Regions from separate parts of the Homo sapiens genome. Here region 1 is linked to region 2. Evidence: chromatin contacts called from ENCODE Hi-C data. All regions are on one chromosome and are shown on one strand. Each heading gives the region's core, a stretch centred on a gene start or an enhancer-like site at or near the end of the contact. The rest is flanking DNA. Distances are from core to core; before and after follow the strand shown. Region 1 has its middle 130 kb from the start of FAM3C. Region 2 overlaps KCND2 (potassium voltage-gated channel subfamily D member 2).

The links. Hi-C counts contacts between places; a loop is a spot of excess contacts on that map. Pooled maps may share reads with other maps.
Region 1: a map with no recorded cell type shows a loop between it and region 2 (27-fold over the local background). The contact joins two enhancer-like sites. A Hi-C loop is called at or near these places in 3 of 37 single-sample maps with no recorded cell type and 3 of 50 pooled maps.

Annotation. Positions count from the first base shown.
Region 1 is chr7:121,526,894-121,534,284 of GRCh38, reverse strand. No RefSeq gene overlaps it. Among named protein-coding and RNA genes, the nearest start is that of FAM3C, 130 kb to the right of the region's middle. Within about 2 kb of position 3,849, at least 10 of the 41 ENCODE cell types and tissues checked have a DNase peak (open chromatin) inside an H3K27ac peak, as active enhancers do.
Region 2 is chr7:120,396,834-120,403,825 of GRCh38, reverse strand. All of the region lies in intron 1 of KCND2 (potassium voltage-gated channel subfamily D member 2), which reads right to left. Among named protein-coding and RNA genes, the nearest start is that of KCND2, 130 kb to the right of the region's middle. Within about 2 kb of position 1,250, at least 5 of the 41 ENCODE cell types and tissues checked have a DNase peak (open chromatin) inside an H3K27ac peak, as active enhancers do.

The DNA of each region.
Region 1 (7,391 bases), core at 2,600-5,099, 1.1 Mb before region 2:
CAAACACCAAATGGTGGACTTGTGGCCAAATATATTAATAATTGTATTAAATATAAATAAAGATTTTATTGTCAAGATTGTCAGATTGAATGAAAAAGCAAGGCCAAATGATGTACTGTTTGTGGAAGATAAACTTTAGATATGAAAAAATATAAAAATGTATTATTACAGTTGGATACTTTAACATACCTCTCTCAGTAATCAATATAGTTAGGGACAACCAAATCAATTTATATATAGACAATTTGAACAGCACTATCAATCACCTTATCCTAGTTGATATTTATTGAATGCTATCCCCAAAATTAGAAGAATATATATATTTTTCAAGTTCTCACAGGTAAAAGTATACATTAAATTCTTGTATTAGTAAAGAAGAAAGGTCACAATCAGTTATGTAAACTTCTACCTAAAGAAAATTTAAAAAAGAAGAACAAATTAAACCCAAAGTAAGCAGAAGTAATGAATAATAAAGATAGGGGTAGGAATCAGTGAAGTAGGAAACAGAAGAACAATAAAGAAAGCCAATGAAGCTGAAAGCTGGTTCTTTGAAAATACCAGTATCATTGATAAACCTCTAATCAAACTGAACAAAGAGAGACAGGGAGGAAGAAAGAAAGAAAGTCAGCACACAAATTCACATTTTCAGGAAAGAAAGGAGGAGGCCTGGCACAGTGGCTCACACCTGTAATCCCAGCACTTTGGGAGGCCAAGGTGGGTGGATCTCTTGAGGTCAGGCGTTTGAGACCAGCCTGGCCAACATGGTGAAACCCCATCTCCACTAAAAATACAAAAAATAGCCAGGCGTGGTAGTGAGTGCCTGTAGTCCCTCTTACTCAGGAGGCTGAGGCAAGAGGATCACTTGAACCTAGGAGGCGGAGATTGTGGTGAACCAAGATCGTGCCACTGCACTCCAGACTGGGCAAGAGAGCGAGACTCTGTCTCAATTAAAAAATTAAAAGAAATAAAACCTTTAGGAAGAAATATCAAGTTTACACAGACTTGTAGACAAATAGAGGAGGAAAAGTCACTTTCCAATTCATATTATGGGGAAAGAGTAACCTTGATACTAAAACTATATATGGACATTACGAAAAAGGAAATTAGAAACCAATAGCACTCATAAACATAAGCATAAAAATATATTTCCAAACCAAATTCATTAATTTATAAAAAGAATAATACAATGTATCTAATTATGGTTTAATTCAGTAATACAAGATTGATGTGATAGTTTAAAAATGTAACACATTAACAAGTTAAAGAAAAATCATGTGAGCATTTCGATAGATGCCAAAAATGTGTTTGACAAAATTCAATATCAATTAAAAATTGTTTTAAAACTCCCAGCTAACTCTAAATAGAGAGAGTTTCCAATCTGTTCAAAGGCATTTGCAAATAAACAAAACCCCTAAAAGCATAGAAAACATTTATACCTAACTGTGAAAGGATACTTCCCTTTCAGTATTGGATACAAGGAAAGGATGGCCACTCCAACCACTTATATTGAGTGTTAGACTTTAGAGACTCACTATGGTATAGCGCGGGGCTCTCTCTCTGCTTGGAGTACTTCTGTAATGCATCTAGCCTGCTGACCCAGGTAGGCCTTTGTCTGCTGAAACTTTAGCCAATGTGCATTCAGAACATCTATACCTACCCCCTAATGTGGAATAATGAGACTTCAGGGGACTCCATATAATGCACTACTTCTCTGTTTTTAGGTTATCCCCAATAAAACCTATATTATATCTGTATTTTGTTTGTGATACGTTTGCGTGGATACTGAATATATCCTGGAATTTATTCATACATATTTTAAACAAACATATTCTAAATGATGTTTATGAAAATTTATTACATGTATTATTTTTAGTAATAACAAAATATCAAAAATAAATAACTGCTCAGTAATAGAGTGCTGGTTAAATAAAGTAGGTATATCCAACAAATAGAGTGTTAGTCATAAAAAATCAAGAAATTCATTGTGTAACATGTAATGATCTCCAAGATACAATCGTAAGTGAAAGAACAATGCAAAGAAAACTATATAATTGAAAAATAAGGGATAGAGATAGGCAGATAGATATGTATTTATTTGTATATGCATAACATATCTCTGTAAGGATAAACAAAAGGAGTTCAGTATTAGTTAATTCTAGAGCAGGGAATTTGTTGCCAGAGTAACAATATGGAAGGGAGATTTTTGTTATACCTTTTCTTCCTTTCGAATGTTGAACCATCTTAACGTATTAACTAACCCAAAATGAAATCCAGTTTAAATTTAAAAAAATCTCGTTGCTGTGAATCACAGTAACATTTAGTTCTGTCCATGTAGTTCTATACCTAGCACATGGGATATCTCCTGCTGTTATGCATAAGATAGGTTGAAATGTGATAATGGGATTAGAATCTAGACAAGGGGATAGGATAGTGCAGACACAGATGATGACAATGAATGTTATGTGCCAAGTTCCACGACACAGTAAAAAAAATCTTTAATTTATATGAGTCAGACTTGAAGTCTCTTATGTGCAAAGCTGTGCTGAAAAGACATGTCGTAGGGACAGTTCTACAACCCCACCTTTCTTCCCTTGCCGCTACATGCCTGTCTTCCTGCTTAATCCTGCTGCCATGTAAAAACAGCTGCCTCTCACTTGTCCCCCACTTGACCTTATTTTATCTGATGCTTTAAAATCCCATTTCACGCAGTCAAAGCTAGCAAAGAAGATAAAGCAGGATTTAGAAGAAGATGGATAATAGAAGGGAAAGGAAGAAAAGCTTTCCTGTGATAAAAATCTGGAAATCTAACCACCAAATTGTAACGTAATTTATATGGGAAAATTCATTTTTGTTTTCTACACAACCAGAACATCAATAAAACACTTTGAAAGGTAACCTGTTTGTAAATTGAGGAACTTCTATGCTTATACTTCCACATGGAGGCATGAAGACTGAGTCACAACGGCAAAAAAAAAAAAAAAACTCCTCAAGATTGATACTTAGACCCATTTAGCAAGGAGGCCTTCTTTTTCTTGAAAATAAATATTATATTGAATTCCATTTACGTATAGTTAATGCTGGCCAGTTTGTGGAGATTGTGGAAAAGCAAAAAAAAAAAAAAAAATGTTAGCACAGGCTTCAAGGGACAATTCTAAAGACCTTCAAGACAGTGACTTCAAGTAGCTTTTTTCCCTCATCTATCACTGACACAAAAATATGTGAAACAGATGGTGGTTCTTGGCTATATATAGTTTTTGTTGAAACTTGTTAAAAACAGTTTGGATCATGATTAAGAAATCTTACCACCTCTTAGCTGAAACATACCCCAAGGTTTTTCTTAGAAGGTGTTAGAAAGGCAGCTGATGATTATAGTCAATGTTTCCTTCTTCTACAAATAAAAAAAAATCTAAAACCACCAATGGCCTTCTGGATACAAGCAAATAAATACACAAAATCAAAGACAACTGGGAGATGTTCATAACTAGTCTAGTTTTTTTATTGAATAAACAGCTGTACTTTGGGTTATTGACATACATATACATTATATGAACTCTTACTTTGACTTAACTTTTTTCTTGCATGAGTCATTGTAGTCATTAGACTGTTTACTGTTTCCTGTTTTGCCCTCCTGGGTGCTGAGTAGATTGACACGTCTTTGCTCCCTTGTGTTTGAATGGGGCTGTGTGATTCATTTGAGCCAGAGAGTTGTGAACAGTGTGTGGTGTGGCTCCCCTGGGCCTGTGCACTTAAGTACCAATGCCAGACCGCAAAAAATTTTTTGTTCCTTTGTCACATTAACCAGAAACAAGTAAGATAGTGGCCACTCTTGCAGCTGAGTTCCTTGACTGACCACAAGAAGCAAAGTTTCATTACCGAACTGTCGTGGACATGCATCAGGAGTGAGAAATAAAGCTGTATTGTTTTAAGCCCTGAAAGTTTTTAGTTTGTTTATTACTGTAGTGTAATCTAGCTTACCCTGACTGATACAGATCATGCTGAAGTCACTGGCAATAAAGCAACAGCCAATGACTTGCCAATGGAAAGGCAGAGAAAAGGAAGGTCTATTCCCAGAGAGAGCATTGCTTTTTCCACGTGAAACAGGACAAAAAAGCAAACAAACAACAAAACAAAAAACAAGTATTCCCAGGCATATATCTGCAATGCTACAGCTGTCCTTTAAGAATGACTCTCTTAATTATGCTCTCGTGATTGCCAAAACATAGAAGCCACTGGAACGAATTTGAGTAAAAAGGATTATGGGATCATTAGGATCTCATAAGTGAAGAAAATCTTAGGAGGTGGAGGAAAAAAACATTAAAAGAAAAACACGTAAGAAAATTAGAGAACCAGTTCAGGAAGTTGACTGGGATTTCTACAAGAAAGAAAAATGAAGGAGATAAATTAGGAATTAAATATAGTTTTCTAGAAATGAAGTTTTTAAAATTTCAGATTGAAAAAAATCCACTGAATTCTCTGCATAAAGATTGAAACCTAACAAGATACACCATGCTGAAATATCAGAATACTGGTGACCACGAGAGGATTCTAAAAAGTCTAGGAGAAACAGGGGTAGGAAGAAAGAAACTGAGAGAGAGGAAAAAGAAAGAAAGGAATGAAGGAAGGAGAAGAGAGAAAGGGAGAAGAAGAGAGGGAGGGAGGAAGGATGGAAGGAAAAAAGAAAGGAAGGAAGGAAGGAAGGAAGATTTCTGACAAAGCATCAATAATCATAATGCATTCTGTATTAGGATGGCATTAGGTGTTGTGTAAAATAGAATCAAACTATAAAATAGCTCAAACATATTAGTTTATTTCTTGTTCAGGTAAAAATCCAAAGTTTCTAGTTAATGGGCAGTTTTTATTTAGTACATCAGGGACTAAGGAACTTTCTTATATTGGGGGTTTCTGTTCTCTAGAATGTCATTATCACCACATTCAGCTGGAAAAATGGTGGGGGGAAGTATGTAGGAAACGTATTATTTTCTTAAAGCCTTTGATCAAGAAGAAAACACGTCACTTTTACTAAAACTGCATTAATACCAGAGCAATCATAACTATAAGCAAGGCTGAAAAAATGCAGCATTGTTGTGCAACATGGAATAAGAGGGACAGGATTTTTAGTGACTAGCCAGCAGTGTAGAGGGAGTAAGAAGGCCCAGTGAGTTCACTAGCAGTAAAGAGGGCTGGTTTCCTTTAGGATCTAAGAAAATAAAATGATGCTTCTGTGCAGGTGTGCAACTGTGCAATAAAAAGAGCATCAAATAGTAAAAGTTTGCGATGCTTGCTTGGAACTGAATCATTTTGATATGACTAATTAGGAAATATGGCTTCATGTGTATTATTATACTGGCACCTGCTGGGTGATATAAATTTGGTGGGTCTCTTTAGGGATATGTTGGCAATACTCCCTTTCTTGGAAAATGCTTAAGGAAGCTTCAGCTGGAAAGGAGACTCTCATGGGGATCCTGAGACACATGAGATTCTGGTTACCATCTTTGCATCTTTTTCTATCAAACAAACCACACTCTACAGCAATATCTGGAGTAGTGCTTCTGTCCTGTGACAAGAGTGGAGAATTATCTTCACATTTTCACCTGGAATGTATTTCTACCCTACAATTTAGTACTCTGCCAAATTACCAATTACACATGAGAATAGAATAAAGACATTTCCACATATGCAGTTTCAAAACTTTTTCTACCCATTGGCCCTTTCTCAGAGATATTTTGGAGGATGTTTTCTACCAAATTGAGGGAGTACGCCAAGAAAGAGGAAGACATAGGACACAGAAAATGGCTGATCCCTTCCAAGAGATAAAGAGAATTCCCAGGACGTCTGCTATTAAAAAGCCTCTGAAAGAAATATCTCTCAAGAAAGGAAATCAGTATATTTCTGGGTGTGTTTAAATGGTTGACATAAGATTTACACATCTAGAGGAGGAAAATTAGTGACAAGTAAGTGGAAGTTCATAGAACAAAAAATGGCACAAAATAAATCTCTAGTACAGACAATTGCTATTCTTCCTCCTTTCTTCTCTTCTCCCCACACATTCCTCCTTTTGTCCTCTTTCAATTGCTCCATCCTCCTCCTCTCTTTCTTACATCCTTCACTTTCTGCTGTATTCTTCAAATAATTTGAGATGCTTTATATGACATACATGCAAACACTAAAGGATAAAACAAAAACTGAGAAAGTTGGAGTAAAGGGGAACAATAAGTGCAAAAAACAATTAAATAAAACTAATTATTACCTCAGCCATGCAGAGGTAGAAAGTAGGAATTGGGAAGGCTTGCAAACAAGTCTCGCCAGAAAGTTCCAATGCCTATACCAGTTGTTTATTGAGGGTGTCCATTTTATTTTCTGTGACGATCACCTCATAATCAGAAAGAATGAGCCCAGGAGTGAGATTGGAGTTGGTCTTATTGCAGGTGAATGAGGAGCCTGTGGCCATCAGGCATGAAGTGAGATCCCCTCCTCTACACAATGCCAAGTTCTCTGTAAGGATCAAGAACCTTAGCAGCAGCTGAGAAAAGGGTCAATAAATATGTTTTAATCAGTAACATCTATATTTTATATGAAAATATAAATACACATGTGTTTTATTATTTTATACTTTGTCTAACTGGTGACATTTTGAGAGGTATTTATATTTCTCCATCTCAAATGTTTGTCAGTGATTTTGCTTATGATATATTCCTACAGGATGTATTTGGATTGATTGTGATATATATTAAATACATATATAAGAACATCAAGTTCAATGATATAATCATATAAAATAAGATAAGAAAAATGTGGTGCTCATTCTTAGCTCACAGGGTCTCATGGCTCATTTGCCCTTTTGTTAAATTAAAGGCAACACAGTCCAGTGAATTGTGCATAGACATGATAACCAACATCCTTGAATGAAAATCTTTGCTCTAAAAATTAATAAATATATTACTTTCAATTTTTTAAGGAAGGAGCTTAGGTTGTTTGAGCCTCAGTTTCCTTCCCTATAGAAGTAGGGATGATGACAGCAATCCCTATGAGTTTCTGTAATGATAAAAAGAGAACACTGACCTCTAGATGGGCACAGAAAAAATGGTAGTTATTATATCCATGGAAATGCTAAACACTCTCCACCCTCTGTCTTCTATCTTTCCCATGCATATTTAATAAGAATACTTCTTTTGTACCTGAAATGTACATTTTTAAATGTCCAAATTCATTTATATATGAGCATGTATGTTGTAGGAAAGACCTTCCCATTTTAACTAAGTGACCTATGATAGATTAGCGGTGAAACCACTAACCGTCCCCCCAAATATGTTTAACTATTTTGTGGCCATACTGCCACCCTTGAAGTTAGCTAAGTAGACCATGTGACTATGTTCTCCCAGCTGCAATGTGAG
Region 2 (6,992 bases), core at 1-2,500:
AAAACAGTCATTGTTTATATCTGGAAAAAACATTTTAAAATGTCACTCTGATCAATAAAATTAGACATATGTGTTGTTATATAAATGTATTTTCTTCCCCAAAATTATTTACTTGTATTTCATGTTGTTTTAATTAAATTAAAAATTTGAATGTGAAATTGTTTTCAATTATAAGTCTTACGTTAAAAAAAAAAATCACCTGGCATGGTGGCTCATGCCAGTAATCCCAGTACTTTGGGAGGCCTAGGCAGGTGGATCATTTGAGGTCAGAAGTTTGAGACCAGCCTGACCACATGATGAGACCCTGCCTCTTTTAAAAAGACCAAAAAAAAAAAAAAAAAAATTAGCCGGGCCTGGTAGCCATCGCCTGTAATTCCAGCTACCAGGAGGCTGAGGCAGGAGAATTGCTTGAACACGGGAGGCAGAGGTTGCAGTAAGCCATGATCGCACCACTTTACCCCAGCCTGGGTGACCGAGGGAGACTCTGTCTATAAAAGAAAAAAAAAAAAAACATGAATAATAGGGTGATTTGACTAAATTTCTGGGCCAATCTGTAGCTGCCATCTCTTCAGACATCTTCTTAGCTGGCAGAGGGAGAAGAGTATCCTCTTCTCTCAGTCACAAATTCTCTCTTTTAGGAACTTGGAATTGGGATTAAGATATTATAATTTGGTTTGGGTTAATCCCTGGAAGGGAGAATTTGTCAACTCTTGGGAGCTTGGGAGCTTTGGCTAAGTCATCTTTACATATGGACAATGCAGGAGAGAAAGCCAGACTGTGGAAAGCAAAAACGTTTAAAGTTCAGACACATTGTTATGTAAGTTCAGTATCTTCTGTATTTCCAGTTATGCTTCCCAAGTTTACTTATTACATACCAGTCCCATTATACATTCTTGGCTTAAAGGATTGAATATCTATTCTGTCACTCAACAGTAATAATATAAGGAGATTTTAAAAGAAGATGTTTAATCTTCATTAAGATTTTAACCTTATCTACTGCAAGCTCCCTTGGTCTAATCATCTATTCAAAATATGTAGATTATGTAAGCAAACTATGTCAAAAAGATAATATAAAATTAAATATTTGCAGGTTCATTTTAAGTCCCTGGGAACATTTTTAAAAGTACACTGGAATTTATTATCAAAGTTCTTCCTGTAAGAAACAAAATGAATCATCTTTAGAGGGAAATGAAAAATTTCACTCTCAGGTACAGAAGCATGTGACTAATACTCTGAAAATAGCAACTAGCTTGGCAATAACCAAAGAAAGAAACTACTGCAACATTAATCCACATAGTGTAACTGACTTGATACTGCCTCCTTCAATATCTTTCATATCTTAAGATAATATCCACTATCGCCTGCTTCAACTGAGAAAAAAAAGTTAAAAAAATTAAAAACAACAACACTTAGGTCAGAAAATAAATGTTTATCGTTTTCAAAAGCTGGAATGCATTCAGTTACTACAATCATTCCGTTGTACTCCCCGTTCTTTGTTTTCTTAGCATCCTTTTTTGTGGGGGAAGGGATGCACATGGGAAGCTTCCTTAATTTAAGTTCCTTTCATCTGAAGATTTCAAAAGCTTTGCTGATGGCTATTATTTACAGTAGCTGAGTAAATGGGAGCACAGAGCCAATGGGAAGCTATAACTATTCTATAAATGAAATACAAAGCATTAGAATCTTGTTAAAACAAGTCAAGATGTAAAATGTCTTAGGCATTCTGCTTCATTCTGAACTCATTTTCCGTTTGTTAAAGCAATTCACCATTTTGTCACCCTTTTCTTACATTCTTATAACAATAACAATTTTGGTTACTTATTCAGAAATATTGAGCCATCGGGCCCTAATTTTGTTTTTAGAAATTAAGCCCAGCTGATGTACTACCAATGAGGATATACTTAAAAAGAGTGGTGGGGTATGTATAACAGTATGACATGCAATTTCAATGTGCTTTAGGATATAAGTTATTCAGAGAGAAAGAAAGGATAGAAAAATAAGTCTTAGACTCAAAATTGATGGAAAACTGAATACAGGAAAGTGCTACTATAGGAAAGGGATAGAATAACAAAGCAAATCTACAACAAGATAATTTTGGACAGAAGGCTACTAAGACAACAGATGAGGAGAAGAGTTGTGTCAGAGGCAGAAATGTGTGGCTAAAGATGGGGGGAAGAGGACTGACGCCTTATAAACACAGTAATATTTCTAATAATGAAATATCTATCAAAGCTTTTGAAAGCCACAGCTCCCATACCTGGTCAATCATCAAAATCACCTAAATAGCTCATATATATGGATTCCCACTGTGTGCTCCCTAGAAATACTGATTTAGTAGAACTGGCTCAGAGTCCATAAATTTGTACAGTATTTTTAAAAGGTTTTATGGTGAATTAGAAAGTATAAATGTTTTAGATGTAACTTTCCACAATGGGCAGTACCTCAAAAGCATATCTAACTCTGGGAACAGCACATACTTCCCTAGTTCCCATTTACTAACATGAAAAAGGCAGCTTAAAATAGGAACTGAAAAAAGACAGGTTTGTCTTGAGATTAGATGTCACACTCAGGCCGTTTTTTGATGTCAGTACAGCTGCATGGTCTGTATCTTGAGATGCTACCGTGCTATCTGTCCTAGATTTTTTGCTCCCTGCTTTTCTCTCAGTTTGAACCATGGGATAGTGACACCAAATGCAGTCCAATTGGAACACTGGATCCATAGGCTGTCCTGTAATCTGTCCATATTACCAAATTTGTCTTTTACCTTCTACTCATGCTGACCTCACAAATCTAAGAGGCACAGAATCAGAGAAGTTACCAGAGTGCCCCATGGTCACTTTAGGTCTTCTTCTTCTTTTTTTTTTTTAATAGTACATGCAGTGCTCATTTAATTTGACCCTCTTTATTCACAATCAATTAACACTTAATTGCCCAAAGATTTGCTAAAGGTTATCTGAATCAAGAAGTTTTCTTGATCTCATTAGTGTTATTTATATCAATATTTTTAAAGAGTGATCTTTGCTCCAAATGAGAAACACTGGTGTCCTTGTTAGATGCACAGTCACAGACTGCATAGCCTACTGAATTAGAATCTATGTGTGCAGGAGTTAGATATCTGCATTTTAAAATGAAGTTCTGCACATAACTTCTATGCACATTAAAGTTTGAGGATTGTTGGTAAACACAGTGGTAGTTTAATTGATTAAATAATTATTTACTTTAATTGATTAAATAATTATTTACTTTATTAATTGATTTCACAAACAATTTGTTGCTTTCTAGGAGCCAGTCATTTAACAGGCTATGGGAGTATAAAGACAGTTTGAAAAAAGTGTATTACCTTCCAGTGGGAAAGACAGACAATCAATAGATACACATGGAAACGTGTTACTTTCAGTTCTGGTGATTCTGAAAAGTTGTTTGATAGCTGAGTAACTTTAGTGACATGACTTTGCTTTATTGGAGTATGGTTGTTTGCTGTTTAGTTTATAGTGAAAAAAAGTCATAAAATACATTTTTTAAAATTTTCTCCAAGGAGCCTAAAGTACTCCTCCTTATTGTAGAACCCTTTTGCATTCAGATATTTAAATATGGCATATGTGTTAATATACAAATTGTTGTGTTCAAGTGTAACCTAAAAAGTCAAAACAAAAGAGTCATGTTAATAGTCAAAATGCTTTGACCCCTATTTTTGCTGCTGTTCCGTAAGGCATTATAACATGTTTTGAAATAATATAATTGAGTTTTGGTGTTTCATGGACACAATGTCACTGAAATTTTAATTTATAAAATTAGTTAGAGGCCGGGTGCGGTGGCTCATGCCTGTAATCCCAGCACTTTGGGAGGCTAAGGCAAGAGAATCACATGAGGTCAGGAGTTTGAGACCAGCCTGGGCAACATGGTCAAACTCTGTCTCTGCTAAAAATATGAAAATTTGTCAGGCGTGGTGGCAGGCACCTGTACTTCCAGCTACTCAGGAGGCTGAGGCAGGAGAATTGCTTGAACCTGGGAGGCCAAGGTTATAGTGAGCCGAGATCACACCACTGCATTCCAGCCAGGGTGACACAAGGAGATTCTGTTTCAAATGAATAAATAAATAAATAAATAAATAAATAAATAAATAAGGTAAAAATAAAATTAGCTAGGGTTAAATTATTGGATAAATATATATGAAAATTATTACGTGAAGAATAACATTATAAAAAACAAATCTTTGAAGCATCTACACATTATTTATTGTTAACTATTTCCAAATGTTTAAGTGGAGTTTTTGGAAACATGGGAAATTTTAATACAATGATCACAATACTATATAGAGAGAAGTTAAAGGTTTTATATCAGATTACATAAATGACAGGATAGCTAACATTTTTTATTTTTAAGTAGTAAAAGTAAAACCTATATTTTCTCAAATGCAAGATGCCCTTTGTTTTTTTCCTCTAATGTTTTTTTCTCTATGTTTTTTTCTCTTATGTAATGTAAGAACCATGAATACACCATAAACTCTGATGACAGAGTCTGATCCCATGTTGTCAGGGAGACGATATAATGTGATGAATGCTATAATAGTTATCACTGAGCCAAATACGCTGTTACAACTACCAATCATTAAATATCATATTAAATATAAAATATTTAAAAATATTATGCTTCTACTATATAGTATATACAATAGCCAACACTAAAGGGAATACAAGATGAATAAAGGCCTTATGTCCTGTAAGCTGATGAGACAAAGACATACGTATTATAATTTAAGATAATGTAAAGTGGGTGTTAAGAGGAAGTACAAGCAAAGAGCGCAAAAGGTGAGATTGGCTTCAGCTGGAGTGATTTAAAAAAGGCTTTATGGAGGGGAGAGAACTGGGCAGCGTAACAAGCTGGTTGGTTTATCAGCTTCTCTTCATTTTCACCACGTCTAAGACATGGCCTCTATCCTATGACCTACTCTAACAGTTTCCCTATTGTTTTCTTGCCACCAGTTTCTCCTCTACTTTAGTCCATTAAGGGTACTTTCCTTGTACAAACATTTTGTCACTCCTTTATTGAAAAACTTTTTCTCACTTTTTGCACAAATTACTGAACTTCTTAGCAAGGTGTGGGTGACTCCACATTCAAGGTAGACACAAAACATACTTCTGACTACCACCTCATTTCATTAAAAACAAAACAAATCAAACAAAAACACCTTTTACTGTTTGCATTGTATATCTTTGCATTTTGACAAATTCCTACTTACACTAGTAGAGCTCGATCAAATACTATTTTTTCTGTAAAGCCTCCACAAACTTCCCCACTCACTCCCTCTAGAGACACTTCATTCAGGCATCTCTTGCAGCCATTTTATAGAAGTGAATCTGTTTTATGTAAACATATTCTGCACAGACACAAAGTTGAGATAATGGCCTACTGGTCTTTGTATCCTAGTCATCTAGCACAGTGCCTGGAAAATAGTAGGTGCTCAGTAAATAATTTTTTAAAAAGGTGAATGAATTAATGATCATAGAAGAGAAGCTTCATATGATTTCCAAGATAATTCTCAATATATATTTTTGCTATTTTTCATTTACAAGATGTATTAGTTCTTATTTTCTATTATCACTTCTATGAGGTCATTGTCATCTTACTGTTAAATATATATATATGTGTGTGTGTGTGTGTGTATATATGTATATACATATAAAATCTCCTAGTATTGCCATGCTATGCATTCAGAACGTAGCCAACTTTACAACCAGCTAGCTGAAATTTAATTAACTAAAACATATTTGGCTGGAAAAAGAGCAAATATATATATATATATATATATATATATATATATATATATATACACACACACACACACACACACACTTATATACACACACATATAGTTATGTATATGTACTTTTTTTCAAAATTGTACAAGTCCTTGGAAACAGCAATCAATTTTTAGGAATTTAGGAATTTGCTAACAGTAAATAATTTAAATTGTTTAACTCTATATTTACTACACAAATATATTTAAATAGGTAGAAAAGTAAAACATCTGAAATATCTTACCAATATGACAATATAGAAAAATATTTAATCATATGGGGAACAATGTTAATTATATATTGTTAAGTAAACTGTAGGTTACAAAATTCATCTAACAGAAATGCTAAATCTACAACCTGAATATACACTTCCTGTCGCTTTTTACTGGACTTTGGCCTTGATCATCAAGTAAACAGAGCAACAAAAATTATGATTCAGCTGTTAATCAATACATTTTAAAGAAATTGAAGAATATTATTAAACTTAGCAAAATGTAGAAGTGACTTATAATACTACAATTGAGAACTTTAAAGTCAATAACTTTGGGAGGCTCATCATACATGCAGAATAAAGAAACAATCCTTATGATTTCTAACTTTTTAATCCATACCTTGTAGTTGTGGCCAAAAGACCTTAACTATATCAGTGGAGTAAGTGAAAGTAGCATCAACTACCGACCAGATAAGTGGAGAATTTGTTGATATTTGTAATCATACCTACCAGGGACTGTAGAAATATTCTTGGGTATATTTTGCTTCTTACTGAAATGACATTTTCTATTTTGATGAATGAGTTTAATGGAAGACACCAAACTGAACTTGATTTGTGCTAATATTAGTTGTTTAAATGGACAATCATATTGGCTGGTCCATAGTCTCTTTCATCCTAGTGCAGGGTCAAGGTAATACTTTAGTATTTATTCTACAGTGCAGGTGTCTGTTCATAGATATAGGGCCTTCTTTCCTAGGATCGTGTAGATAAACTAAGAAAGAAAATCAGATAAGCAATGCAGGAACAACTTGGGAAGATTAACTTAAAGCAAATTGTAAATAATTAAAAATAGATAGCTTGACTTCCCAAAGCCTAGAGGGACATTTTATCAGCTTAAATACTGATAAAATAAGACAGTAAAGTCATTTAGCAAGCTTCAAGTCATTCAATAAAATAACAACAACAAAAACCCACTGGTGTCT